Linked DNA regions of Homo sapiens: all the other regions are linked to region 3. Evidence: chromatin loops called from intact Hi-C (ENCODE). Cell type or tissue: OCI-LY7. All regions are shown on one strand.

Region 1 (2,500 bases), 74 kb before region 3:
TGGGAGGCTGAGGCGGGCAGATCACTTAAGCCCAGGAGTTTGAGACCAGCCTGGGGAACATGGCAAAACCACGTCTTTACTAAAAATACAAAAATTTGCTGGGTGTGGTGGCACACGCCTGTGGTCCCAGCTACTCAGGAGGCTGAGGTGGGAGAATCACTTGAACCCAGGAGGCGGAGGCTGCAGTGAGCCAAGATCACGCCACTGCACTTCAGCCTGGGTGACAGAGCAAGACCTTGTCTCAAATAAAACAAAACAAGAATAAGAATAATAACTTTCATCAAATCTTGGCTCTTGAGTATGTTTTTTTTCTAGACTTGTGTGACAATGAAATGCAAAGTATGTCTGAAGTACTTAGGCTGCACACTGCAGTACAATGGTTGTCCCCAGGAAAAGCACCGTACAACTGAGTTGGAGGATGAATAGGTGACTTTTTTGCACAGAAGCTCCACTTTTACTTGGGGAAATAAGTAAGAAGAACTGCTTCATCCCTGTGAGCCTATGAGCCTTTGACTCCCTGCTCCTGATGGATTTGCAGTGACATGCTCTAGTATCTTCATGATGTTTAATTAATGAATATTAATACACAGTGGGCCAGGGTTGCCTATTATGTACTTCACCACAGTCACACAGGGAGAAAGTTACTGTCGAACTCCAACAGAGTCACCTAAATAGCAAGTGCTGGGTGCTAACATTTTGTTTTTTTCTGGTAAGGAAGAATGGACAGTCCTCCCAGCTAATGTGGTGCCTATAGATCTTTCGTGGAATGTTCCCTTGCAAATATACTCACTGTTAGAAACTATGAATAACTGGCCAGACGCGGTGGCTCATGCCGGTAATCCCAGCACTTTGGGAGACTAAGGCAGGTGGATCACCTGAGGTCACAAGTTTGAGACTAGCCTGGCCAACATGGCAAAATCCCATCTCTACTAAAAATACAAAAATTAGCCAGGCGTGGTGGCATGTGCCTGTAGTCTCAGCTACTTGGGAGGCTGAGACATGAGAATCGCTTGAACCCAGGAGGCGGAGGTTGCAGTGAGCAATGCCACTGCACTCCAGCCTGGGCGACAGAGAGAGACTCTCTGAAAAAAAAAAAGAAAAAAAAAAAGAAACTATGAAAAGTATGCATAGTATGTATAAGGCCCTAAGAGAAAATGTATTTTTCTATAAAGTTGCTTTAGGCTTATTACAACAATAAAAATACAAAGTTGCAATAAAGCCAAGGATGTCAGGGATAAATTTTGCTGAGTCAAACTGTTAAAACATCTCTGTGTGGAAACCACACACACACACACACACACACACACACACATTTTGAACCAGTTACTATATATCGTCTGTTAGTGGCACATCTCAGAGTTTATTGCAGAGATATGCCACAAGGGTACGCTGGTGAGCATCATGCCATTTTGCTTTTGTAAGGCTATTTTCAGACACCAGACTGATTGCAAAATTGTGCTATTTTACCCTCTCTCAGAACCTCCAAAGATTCGCATTCCAAGACACCTGAAGCAAACCTATATCCGCAGAGTTGGAGAAGCTGTCAATCTGGTTATACCTTTCCAGGTAAGAGTTCAAGGGTCGCTCTTTTTCTCTTTAGAGGGCTGGATTAGTTTAGGAAGTGGGAAGAGGTACTCTAGCATTTAAGTTCATCATGATTCAGGATTTCCTCAGAGGGAGAGGAGGTAAATAAAGAATGAAAGAGTATTGGAGAATGATTAAGCAATCTCCTGCTGTCAAAATAGAGAAATCTATAGAAACCATCACAGATTTTCTTTCTGCATGAGACAAATGAGATATAGTCTTGCCTGAAGCTCAGCGACTATGGTGGGCAGGGAAGAAACATCAAGGAGATACCAAATGAAGAAATGCTTGAAGACTCTTTTGGTCCTATACGTTTGTAAAACCCATCATTTTAAGTGAAGCTCTCAGTGTAACATTCAGGAAAACAGTGTGTGCTTAGTTCCCACAATGACCCCAAACCAAAATAATTTCAATAAGGGGGACAACTGAAATTTGAAATAACGATGACACTAACTGAAATATATGAACAATATTAAATCATTGTTCCAGCAAAAGAATCTGTTCTTCACAAAATTCACTAGTCTTTACTTACAATAGTCAATTTTGGTCTTATACAAATACACACACACACCCTGCACCTCCCAACCCTTACTCTCCAACTCCCTATTCATATGACACCTCCAGACAGTGCTGTTCAATAGAACTTTCTTCAATGTTAGAAATGTTCTATATCAATGCTGTCCAATATGGTAGCCACTAGCCACATGTGGCTGTTGAGCACTTGAAACGTGTAACTAGGAACTAGTGTGACTGGAGAAATAAATTTTTAATTTTCTTCAATTTTAATTAATTTTAATTTAAATAGCCACGTGTACCTTGTGGCTATCGTATCAGCCAGCCTGGCCTTAGAATGTAGGTCTCTACACACATTTGACACTCATATACACACACACACACACACACACACACACTCACA
Region 2 (2,500 bases), 250 kb before region 3:
CAAGTTAGGGAATCAATCTCTGTCTATCAACAGATGAATGGATTAAAAAAATGTATTGCATATACATGATGGAATACTATTCAGCCTTTAAAAAGAAGGACATTCTGGCCAGGTGCAATGGCTCACACCTGTAATTCCAACACTTTAGGAGATCAAGGCAGGCAGATCACTTGAAGTCAGGAGTTTGAAACCAGCCTGGCCAACATGGTGAAACCCCATCTCTACTAAAAATACAACAATTAGCTGGGTGTGATGATGCATGCCTGTAATCTCAGCTACTTGGGAGGCTGAGGCAGGAGAATGGCTTGAACCTTGGAGGCAGAGGTTTCAGTGAGCTGAGATGGCACTACTGCACTCCAGCCTGGGCGACAGAGTGAGACTCCATCTCAAAAAAAAAAAGGAAGGAAATCCTGAAATTTGTGACAACATTGATGAAATTGGAGAACATTATGCTAAGTGAAATAAGTCAGGGCTAGAAAGACAAATACCACATGTTCTCATTTATATGTGGAGTTAAAACAATGAACTTATAGAAGTGGAGAGTAGAATTGTGGTGACAGAAGCTGGAGGAGGGGGAGATGGGGAGGTGATGAGCAAAGGGTATACAATTTCAAACAGGGAGAATATGTTTTCTCTTTTTGTGCATTCTATTGCACAGCATGGTGAATATAGTTAATAGTAGAGTGCTGTACATTTCAAATTGCTAAGTAAACTTCAAATGTTCTTACCTCAAAGAAAGTTAAGTATTTGAGGTGATGGGTATGTTAACTAGCTTGACTGAATTATTTCATATGGCGTTCACAAATCATAACATCATTTTGTACCCCATAAATTTTTTCCCCACACAACTCTCTCTTTACAGAACCCATAAATCTATACAATTATAAATAGTCAATTTACAATAAAAAAGAAAAAAACTTTAGTGGGTATCTTGAGTCTGTATTTTCTCTGCACTTCCACTCATGATCTGTAACCATGTGGCATTCAACAGATGACAGCCTAAGGAAAATGCCACTTTCCTTAATGATAATAAAAATCTAAAGCTTACACCTCCTACAAATCCCCTTCGTGGTTGACGTTTTTCTTAGGTAGATCCAGGTGCTAATATTTCTTGCTATCCTGCCACGAAGCCATAGGGAGGTGCTGTTGCCCTGGTATCTATCTGGCACATGGTCTCTTCCCTTGAACTAGCCCAGTGGAGACAGGCTAGAACAGTTAGAGAAGGAAAATAAAAAGACTTTATAAAGGCTAGATACCAGCAAATAGTAAACTGAGGAAGGGACCAGGATATAAGCAGTCTAGCTTGAAAGCTATGGCTTATTCTCCACATTTCACAAAGAACCCTGGAAATAAATGCTTTCTTTCTTCATGCTTGGCAGGTGACTGCATATGTCATTTGTATTACCACAAGGCAGGAAAACTTTCCAGACTACATGGGCCATCTTCAGTCCAGGCCAAGAGCTCCCTGGGCCTGATCTCTGGGAGCTGTAGAATGTCCAGTGTCCTCTTTTCCTTCATGTCCCTCTCTTGTGTGCCCTACCTTCCCCAGGGACTCTGAGGAAAAGACATGATCAATCCAGAGTGACTGAGGGAAGGTGGACTTGATATTGGCCGTCTCCAAGTGTAGTCTATTTCAATCCATGCTCATCTCAAAGCAGGACTGAGATTTACACCCATGCCCCCACAAAGAAAATGCCTTATAAAGCATTAGTAAGAAACATAAATTTTGGCTGGGTGTGATGGCTCACACCCATAATCATAGCACTTTGGGAGGCCAAGGCAGGAGGATCACTTGAGACCAAGAGTTTGAGACCAGCCCAGACAACATAGTGAGACCCCATCTCTATTTAAAATAGCAACAACAGTGAAGTTAAAAAGAAACATAAGTTTTACCAAAGATTGAAAGGGGAAATGACCCCTGGACAATGGGAACTTGAAAAAAAATAATAAAAAAAAGAAAGGAGAAAGGGTAAAAAGGGTGTATCACACAAATCATTCAGCCAACAACTTAATACAATTCCATCAACATTTAGTTCTCCCCATAGTTCCTCCTATAACCAATGCCAGCTTGAGGGGTTCATCTTGACAATTCTTCCCCAAAGCTCCCAGTCAGTTCTAACTCTCTTCCCTAGATTATACAGAGTTGCTTTCTCTCAGGCAGAAGCCTGGGCTCTGCCTTCAGTGCAAAAAGCGCTGACCAAAGCCCATTTCTGTAAGCAGGTTCCTCCTTATAAAGACATGCTCATACCAGTGCTCAGAGATTAAAACCCTCTTCCTCTATTATGAAAAATGATGTCCTATTACAAACAGGGTCATTCTTCCCTGCCATGGCATGTGCACCCACCTGCTAAGGACAAGGAAGGAAGACTTCCTAGTTTTATTCATGGCCCCTCAATCTCTAGTGTATGGCACTCCATCCTCCATTTTGTCACTTTCATCTGGTTGAATGGCTCAGTTAAACTCTTCTCCACTGAGCTGGAGGTCTGAGAAGCAAACTTGA
Region 3 (2,500 bases):
ACATATCACAAAGAAAAACGGAGCATGAATAAATGTGGCAAAGTCTTGATAACTGTTGAGCAGATGAGAATTCATCTATTGGTCTTTTTAAAATTTTTTATGATCTTTTTTAAAGAAAGATCTGTTGAGATTATCATCCAGTTTCTTTTGGTCCTGCTGATGTGGTGAATTGATTTTCAAGTGTTGGGCCAAATTTGCATTCCTGGAGTAGGCCCCACTTGACTGTGAAGTGTTGTTCTTCTGGGAATAACTGAATTTGGCCTGTTAGTATTTTGTTTGGGATTCTTTTGCAGTAGACTGCCCATGGTTTTTGTCTTGTGGTATCTGAGCCAAGTTTTACTGTTGGGGTTGTGTTTCAAGGGATGAGTTGGATGATACTGTATTTTGCTTTTTTCTGCTCTCTGGAAGAATTTGTGTGGGACTGGTGCTGTTTCTTCCTTAGATGTTTTGACGTAAGTAGTGATTACCCTTTAGTTTAAATGCTTAATCTGTTATTATTTGTATACTTCTTGGTATATGTAGAAATAATTTTCAAAATGAACACTTTTGCCAGGCACAGTGGCTCACACCTGTAATCCCAGCACCGTGGAAGGTCGAAGCAGGAGTATTGCTTGAGCCCAGGAGTTCAAGACAGCCTGGATAACAGTAAGACCCTGTCTCTACAAAAATATAAACAAAATTAGTCAGGTGTGGTGGAGCACATCTGTGGTCACAGCTGCTCAGGAAGCTGAGGTGAGAGGACTGCTTGAGCCTGTGAGGTTGACGCTGCAGTCAGCTGAGATCACGCCACTGCTCTCCAGCCTGGGGCAACAGAGTGAGATCGTCTCAAAAGAAACAAACAAACAAAAAACACTTTTGAAGACATAAGGTAGGTTAAAAAAATCCTTTGTAATTAGAAAATGTGTCACTTTTTTAGCTAAGAGCAATATAATCATCTCACCCTAATGACTAGACTAGGAGCCTCACCTCTGGCCTGGACAACAGTCTTTAACACGAATTTTCATCATTACCATCATCACCACTGACATTTAGCAGGCAGGACTATTTGCCAGGCACTGGGCTGCGTGTGTTGCACATGTCATTTCCTCTAATTATCACCATAAGCCTCTGTGGTAGCTACCAGTATTGCCTCCCACATTTTGGCAGAGAAAGCTAAATCACGGCAAGCAGTGTCCAGGATCCAGGACTTGAACTCCCGTAGTCTGACTGCAGAGTGTGCTCTTCACCCACATGTGCCACAGTCCTGGGGAGGCAGCATGGGCTGGTGGGGACAGGAAAGAGGGACAACCCGGGTTCCCACCCTACCTCTTCCTCTAACTGGTTGTAAGACCTTGAGCAAGTCATGTCATCCCCGTGGCCTTGGTGTCCTTGCCGATAAAAAGCAAGGGTTCGTCCAGACAGTTGTTTTGAAACTCTGCCCGAAGGGCCTGGGAGCTGGAGGGAACACCTTGAGAATCAGGCAGGAGAAGCAGCCTTCCTTCTTTTGTATCACAGAATTTTTATCTGTCCAAAATTCATGTTGAAACTTAACTGGCAATTTAAAAGTATTATGAGGTGGGGCTTTCAGAGGGTGATAAGTCATGGGAACAGAGCCCTCATCAATTCAATTAGATGTCTTTATTAAAGGGCTTGACAGAGGCAGTTTGTGCCTTCTTGCCCTTCTGCTCTGTGAGGACACGGCATTCAAGAAGCCATCTTAAAAGCAGAAAGCAGCCCTCACCAGACAACTAAACCTGCTAGCCCCTTGATCTTGGACTCTCGGCCTCCAGAACTGTAAGAAAATGAATTTCTGTTCTTTGTAAATTACCCAGTCTGAGGTATTTTGTTACAGCAGCACAAAAAAACTAAAACACAGAGTGACCTTTTCTATAGGATTTGAACAAATGGTTCTGACCATCTGACTGCTCATCAACTTCTGAGGTTCCTCTGTTCTAATGATTCTACTGAATCACAGAATCATTAGAATGAGTCTATGAATAGCCTATGATTGTATTATCCATCCCATTATCAAGCTCCTAATTAGGTATGGACTATATTCATCTAACCACAGAAATCGTCATTACAGACAAATGTTCATTTCTCTAACTTTTCTAGAATAAATCTCAGCTTTTATAATGATACCCAGATATCCTAAATTTTACCATATGATAAATTCCATTTAGAAACTATTTTCCCCCCATAAAGCAACATTCTTCTGTATAATACTAATCTTTCCTTACTTTCCACTTAATTTTAGTAATGTTCAGCACAGAACCTGATACACAGTAAAGGCACTCAAGTGACTGCTGAATCTGAGTAACAGTAAACTCAATCCTCAAAGATTTAAAAATCAAAGTGTCAGACAAAAATTTAACTTTTTATGAGATTTCAGTTTTTGAAATACACAACTCTTACAGCACAAACACAGTATTTACATTTCAAGTTCTTTGTACAAAAGATGTATGCCATTTTGGAAGAATATTGTTGAGATCATGATCTAAAATACCTGTCAGAGTTACTC

What was found. Hi-C counts contacts between places; a loop is a spot of excess contacts. Peaks named below come from ENCODE experiments on the same cell type or tissue, not always from the same donor. Only the 100,000 strongest peaks of a DNase experiment are listed, where the experiment ranks them.
Region 1: it touches region 3 in a loop (4-fold over the local background); 23 of 110 quality-filtered maps call a loop at or near these places.
Region 2: a loop joins it to region 3, with 3 times the contacts of the local background. A loop is called at or near these places in 16 of 110 quality-filtered maps.

What each region holds. Positions count from the first base shown.
Region 1 is chr12:101,668,844-101,671,343 of GRCh38, forward strand. It overlaps MYBPC1 (myosin binding protein C1), which reads left to right. Exons shown (of 32, transcript NM_002465.4): 24 at 1,478-1,566. Among named protein-coding and RNA genes, the nearest start is that of CHPT1, 28 kb to the right of the region's middle. In OCI-LY7, CTCF peaks have their summits at 1,372 and 1,571; a DNase peak (open chromatin) is centred at 1,378; H3K4me3 peaks cover 12 bases; H3K27ac peaks cover 158 bases.
Region 2 is chr12:101,489,335-101,491,834 of GRCh38, forward strand. No RefSeq gene overlaps it. Among named protein-coding and RNA genes, the nearest start is that of SPIC, 15 kb to the left of the region's middle. In OCI-LY7, CTCF peaks have their summits at 1,136 and 1,347; a DNase peak (open chromatin) is centred at 1,137.
Region 3 is chr12:101,743,162-101,745,661 of GRCh38, forward strand. It overlaps GNPTAB (N-acetylglucosamine-1-phosphate transferase subunits alpha and beta), which reads right to left. Exons shown (of 21, transcript NM_024312.5): 21 at 2,338-2,500. It overlaps LOC124902997 (a long non-coding RNA gene), which reads left to right and starts at 829. Exons shown (of 2, transcript XR_007063424.1): 1 at 829-868; 2 at 1,627-1,806. RefSeq lists enhancers at 597-686, 807-916. In OCI-LY7, CTCF peaks have their summits at 1,202 and 1,404; DNase peaks (open chromatin) are centred at 730, 1,180 and 1,660; H3K4me3 peaks cover 2,238 bases; H3K27ac peaks cover 2,500 bases.